Regions from separate parts of the Homo sapiens genome. Here region 2 is linked to region 1. A link is a loop called in an ENCODE intact Hi-C map of the cell type or tissue named here. Cell type or tissue: heart right ventricle. All regions are shown on one strand. Each heading gives the region's core, and the rest is flanking DNA. Links, peaks and the distances in the headings are about the cores only.

What was found. A loop is a pair of places that touch in the nucleus more often than their neighbours do. Peaks named below come from ENCODE experiments on the same cell type or tissue, not always from the same donor. Only the 100,000 strongest peaks of a DNase experiment are listed, where the experiment ranks them.
Region 2: it touches region 1 in a loop (1.9-fold over the local background); 1 of 110 quality-filtered maps calls a loop at or near these places.

Annotation. Positions count from the first base shown.
Region 1 is chr16:14,417,867-14,420,774 of GRCh38, forward strand. It overlaps LINC03107 (long intergenic non-protein coding RNA 3107), which reads right to left. Exons shown (of 2, transcript XR_007065002.1): 1 at 768-2,908. Among named protein-coding and RNA genes, the nearest start is that of LINC03107, 9.4 kb to the right of the region's middle. In heart right ventricle, for the core only: no CTCF peak of the experiment used is centred there; a DNase peak (open chromatin) is centred at 1,105; H3K27ac peaks cover 1,208 bases.
Region 2 is chr16:14,333,585-14,336,492 of GRCh38, forward strand. No RefSeq gene overlaps it. Among named protein-coding and RNA genes, the nearest start is that of MIR365A, 26 kb to the left of the region's middle. In heart right ventricle, for the core only: no CTCF peak of the experiment used is centred there; no DNase peak of the experiment used is centred there.

The DNA of each region.
Region 1 (2,908 bases), core at 86-2,585:
AGGCTACCTACCACAGCTACCTCTCCCAGATGTTCTTGCAGATAGGCATGGCCAAATGTTTTATTTTTTATTTTTTTAGATACAGGGTCTCACTCTGTCACCGAGGCTGGAGTGTAGTGGTGCAATCACAGCTCACTGCAGCCTTAACCTTCTGGGCTCAAGTGTTCCTCCCACCTCAGCCTCCCGAATAGCTGGAATTACAGGCCTGTGCCACCACGCCCGGATAATTTTTATTTTTTTGTAGATGGTATGCCACTATGTTGCCCAGGCTGGTCTTGAACTCGTGGCCTCAAGTGATCTGCCCACCCCATTTCAGTTACTGTATTCAGACCTCTGTTACTCTCAGTTGAACCTAATTGTAAACATTGCAGTATTACTGTCCCCCCTCCATTGTACAGAAGAAAGTCGAAGTTCCAGCCAGGTGCGGTGGCTTGTGCCTGTAATCCTAGCACTTTGGGAGGCTGAGGCGGGTGGATCATTTGAGATCAGAAGTTCGAGACCAGCCTGACTAACATGGCAAAACCCTGTTTCTACTAAAAACACAAAATTTAGCTGGGCCTGGTAGTGCATGCCTGTAGTCCCAGCTACTCTAGAGGCTGAGGCACGAGAATCACTTGAATCCAGGAGGCAGAGGTTGCAGTGAGCCGAGATTGCACCACTGCACTCCAGACTGGGCGACAGAGCAAGACTCCATCTCAAAGAAAAAAAAAAAAAGGAAAAGAAAAGAAAGAAAAGAAAACCGAGGTTCCTAGGTACATAGGACTTACCCAAGGTCAGAAGCAAGTAAGTGGTTGAGGCTGAGCTTGACTTCCAATTTGTTTCACTACAAACCACATCTTTCCTCCAATGCTTCTATTTTATTTTTCTTTTTTGAGACGGCCTCTTCCAATGCTTCTAGAGAGAGATCTATGAGGCGGGGGCAGGGGGGGTGTCAACCAGAGCTCCTGCCTTATCTTTTAGACAATTTTCACTATATGAAGTCAAACGGGAGACAGGAGTGCTATGTGACGGTAGCCTGGCAAAGCAGTCCCTTTGCTAAGGCAGGGAGGTTTTATGACTGGTTTTATTTATCAGGCTGCCTGTCTCTCCTGTGGGGACACTCAGCAAGGGAACATTGTGGACTGGGAAATTGTTGGTTTGGGAAACGTTCCCAATTTCAGCATAAGTGATAGGGAAGGCTGGGCCGAAAGGGCAAAAAGTCGGAAGGACTTTTTGTCTGGGAAGGATCTGGGCTGTGTCTGGGAAGGATCTGGGAAGGATCTGGGCTGTGTCTGAAGCCGGGCAGTGTTGTTGTAGACTGAAGACTTGGCAGGGCAAGGCCAGTAGCAATGCCCTTCTAGAGGAGGGACAGGGAGATTAAAAAGCCCCAACTCACGAGGCCATCTCCTTCTGGAGAAGACCTTAATCAGATCCCCATGGAAGGATGATGGAAGTTGCTTGTTGAGATGGGTCATTCCCTAACCACGGAACTCCAATTCAGTCCCTGGGACCTAACAGACAAGCTCACCTTCCATTGGGGGTGAAACGATGCTTGTCACCTCAACTTCCCTGCAGCCTTTTTCCTGTTTAAAAACTTGCTTCTTTCATTCATTCACCCTAACCTACAGCAGTCCCTTGAGACAGGAACATTAACCTAGTTAATGCACTCACCTGGATGAAAGAAGAGTATCAGCTCACCAATTTGCTGTAAGTTAATGAGCGCCTCTCAAGGATCCAAAAAGGCTTTTGCAGATTAAGCTGGATGTTTCTGTTTCACTCTTTGCACTGGTCTACGATGACTATGCACCAGCAGCCTCTTTTTTCACAGACTGCAGGGTCTTTCCTGTAGCCAAATATTCTCTGTAATCATTTGGGCTTTTATGGTGGCAGGTGTCAGAAATGTAACTCAAACTAGGGTAAGCAAAAGTGAGAGAAGATGTATGGATTTATGGAACAGGAAGGGATGGGGTGGATCTAGCACTGGGCACATATGGAGCCTTCTATAGCTGCTGTCCATATGCTCCCTCAAACTGGGTTGTCCTCCTTCCCTCCTCCTGCAGATGGGTTCCCAGCGTGGACTGGAAGATGGCGGCCAGCAAGCCCACATCCTGTTCTTCCAGCATAGTGGCTATAACAGGCAAGAGGATCTTCCCCATGATTGAGACATCTGGGTCACATGCTCATCCCAGGGCAAGGGAGCTCTCTGATCAACTGGCCTGGGTCCTGTTCCCACCTCCTACAGATGGGAGGGCAGGGTGCTGTGAATGGCAGGCTTCACCAGAATTCATTATTAGAGAAGATCAGCTCAAAGAAATGGGGTGCTTCCAGAAAACAGCGGCTCATTTCTACTTCAGTCCAACATTGCACAGAGGTGGATGAAGGTTTCTCTGTGCATGTTTGCAAAACCAAGTCCCCAGCAGTCGTAGATGGATTTCCCAATGCAGAGCCACTCCTGAATCTGGTGTGGGAATCCTTCCCACCCTTCTTGCCCATCCTGTCTTCTGTCTTCCTGGCCCTCTCCCCTCACTTTCCTGCTTTTGTTTCTTTTTTCTTTTCTTTTCCTTTCCTTTTCGTCTTTCTTTCTTTTCTTTGTCATTCTTTCTTCCTTTTCTTCCTTCCTTCTTTCCTTTCTCCTTCCTTCCTTCTCTTTCTCTCCTTTCTTTCTTCTCTCTCTTTCTTCTTTCTTCCTTTTTTTTTTTTTTTTTTTTTTGAGTCAGGATCTTGCTTTGTCACCCAGGCTGGAGCGCAGTGACACAATCATAGCTAGCCGCAGCCTCAACCTCCTGGGCTCAAGCAGTCCTCCCTCCTCACCCTCCTGGGTAGCTGGGACCATAGGCACACACCACCTGGCTAATTCCTACCGGCTTTTCTGTGGATGAGGATCTTAACCGCTAACTAATAAAGTTCCTGGGACAGACCCTGCTATGCT
Region 2 (2,908 bases), core at 150-2,649, 84 kb before region 1:
TTGTATAATTAGCTGATTATTAATATCTAGCCTCCCCCACCCCTGGCTAGACTGTCAGCCCACAGGGGCGGGGGTGGGTGTGTGATGTGCACTGTTTTACAGCCTGACTCAGTGGAGACACATGAATGACACTCAAAAGTCACTGAATGGGCCAGACATGTGGCTCACACCTGTAATCCCAGCACTTTGGGAGGCTGAGGTGGGCAGAATGCCTAAGGTCATGAGTTCGAGACCATCCTGACCAACATGGCAAAACACCATCTCTACTAAAAGTTACAACAATTAGCTGGGTGTGGTTACATGCGCCTGTATAGTCCCAGCTACTCGGGAGGCTGAGGCAGGAGAATTGCTTGGGCCTGGGAGGTGGAGGTTGCAGTGAGCCAAGATCACATCACTGCACTCCAGCCTGGGAGACACAGCGAGACTCCATCTCAAAAAAAATAATAATAAAATGGCTGGGCACGGTGATCCCAGCACTTTGGGAGGCCAAGGCAGTTGGATCACTTGAGGTCATGAGTTCAAGACCAGCCTGGCCAACATGGTGAAACCCCATCTCCACTAAAAATACAAAAAATTAGCTGAGTGTGGTAGTCCATGCCTGTAGTCCCAGCTACTCGGGAGGCTGAGGCACAAGAATTGCTTGAACCCGGGAGACAGAGGTTGCAGTGAGCCGAGATCATGCCACTACACTCCAGCTTGGGTGACAGAGCGAGACTCTGTCTAAAAAAAAAGGAAAAAAAAAAAAAGTCATTGAATGGCCCCACCAAAGACTGCTATCACCTCCAACTGGGCCTCCATCTGAAATCACAGAAACCCTCCATAGCCACCAGGGTCTCCACTTCCCAGGCTGCTATCCATGATGTCACAGGATGGAAAATGATCCCAGAAAAAGACTGGCAAAGGGAGAAGCTCCTGGAGGAGGACGTGGAAGGCAGGATTGGTGTGGTTTTTAATTACTGTACCTGTTCTGACCACATTTTCTTAGCTCTGCTCACATCCCTACTTCAATAGTAGCTTAGGACAACAAAACAAAAACATCAGCCCCAGAGTTTGAGACAAGATATCTCACTGGTTCCCTCTTTGCCGGTAATTAACGCTGAAAAGTTTCAATACTTATCTTGGCAGCAAAGGTAATAATACAAACGCACAGCCAGATTATTTGGCTGCTAATTCTCTTCTTGATGTTTTCCTTCCCCTTTCCTTAAATTAATTCCAGAGTTCTTCCAGATTTCTCGTTGCTAAGCTATAAAGTTCCAGGTTTCCGCAGCATGGCTGCTAATTGGCAGGGAGTTACCAGGCAGCTCCAATCAGAACCAGGTTGTTGAAAGGAGCGTCCACACTACAGCTCGCTCAGAGGTTTTGGAATTTTCTCGCTGACATTATGAACCGCAAAGGTCTTTGCCTAACTCTGCAGAACCTGTTTTCTTGATTTGGCTGTTGGGCGACACCAGACGCCTTGGACTTTCCCTAGGAGGCGTGGGGAGTCCCTGGGTCTCCTGGTTAGGGTCAGTGACAGGGATGCTCAGAGCACATTCATGGCTCACCACAGACAATGTGACCCCCAACACTGCTGCAGAAAGGGTGCCGCAAGCCCCCCAGGACTGACCTCTCACATCCATCTCCCAAGCATGTTGACAGACTATCTGGAGGAGGCTGATGATACCTCTGAACTTAGGATTTTAGGGGTGAAGGTCATATTTGTAAAGGACTTTAAAACACCCAAATGGAGGGCCATTTGGTGATCTACCTCCAGAATCATAATGAAAACCATCACCATGAACTGAGTTTCTACTGTACACCACAAACCATATTCTCATCTGTTCCCATCCTAAAACTCCCACTGGACCAGCTGGGAACCTGACAGCTGCTGCACTGTTGGTTCCACTTGCCTGCTGCCGTCTTCTAGGAGCAGAAAGTCATGTGACCCGGGCCTGGCTACTGTGATTGGCTCTGTGATGAGCACATGACAAAGCTGGGCCAATCAGAATCTTCCCTGAGACTTTTTTTGCCAGATAGGAAAAGACTCCCCAACCCTACCGTTGCTAAGCTGGTGCCCATTGGGAACACATATGGAAGGTGCCTGAGAAATATAAGAAGCCCCCAAAGATATGCAGTCCCTATGACAATGCTTGAGCCTTAGATGCACCTGTAGAGGAAGCCAGATCTACTTCCTGGATTTGACAGTTACAGGAATAGTAAATTCTTTTACTGCTTAAGCCAGTTTACCTTTGTGTCTGTTGCTTCTTGCTGAAGAGTGCTAAGTAATGGGGTTACATAGCTTCTCTGCATGGTGCCTTGGCTCTAAGGCAGGCAGTTTGCTTATATTCCTGCATAGGGTCTTCACAATTACCTGGTGAGGCACTCCATTTTGCACCTGGGGAAACTGAGGCTCAGAAGGGTAAGGGAGGCTTGCCCAGGTAACATGGTCACTGTGTTCTCAGGAGTTCAAACCTGGGCTAATTCTTTAGTGTCTGTGGCTCCTCAAATTCAACTTGTCCAAAACTGAATTCAAGAGCCTCCCCCGAAACTGATTTCCCTCTGAGGTCCCTCATCTGCCACTCTAGAGATGCTAACTAGAAACCAGGTACCAGCCGGGCACGGTGGCTCACTCCTGTAATCCCAGCACTTTGGGAGGCCGAGGTGGGCCTCCCATAATATAACCCTGTCTCTACTAAAAATACAAAAATTAGCTGGGTGTGGTGGCACGCGCCTGTAGTCCCAGCTACTTGAGAGGCTGAGGTGGGAGAATGACTTAAACATGGGAGGCAGGTGTTGCAGTGAGCCGAAACCATGCCATTGCACTCCAGCCTGGGTGACAGAGTGAGACTCCTTCTGAAAAAAAAAAAAAAAAAAAAAAAGACACCAGGTACCATCTCTGACCCCTCCAGTTTCCCTCTCTCCCACATCC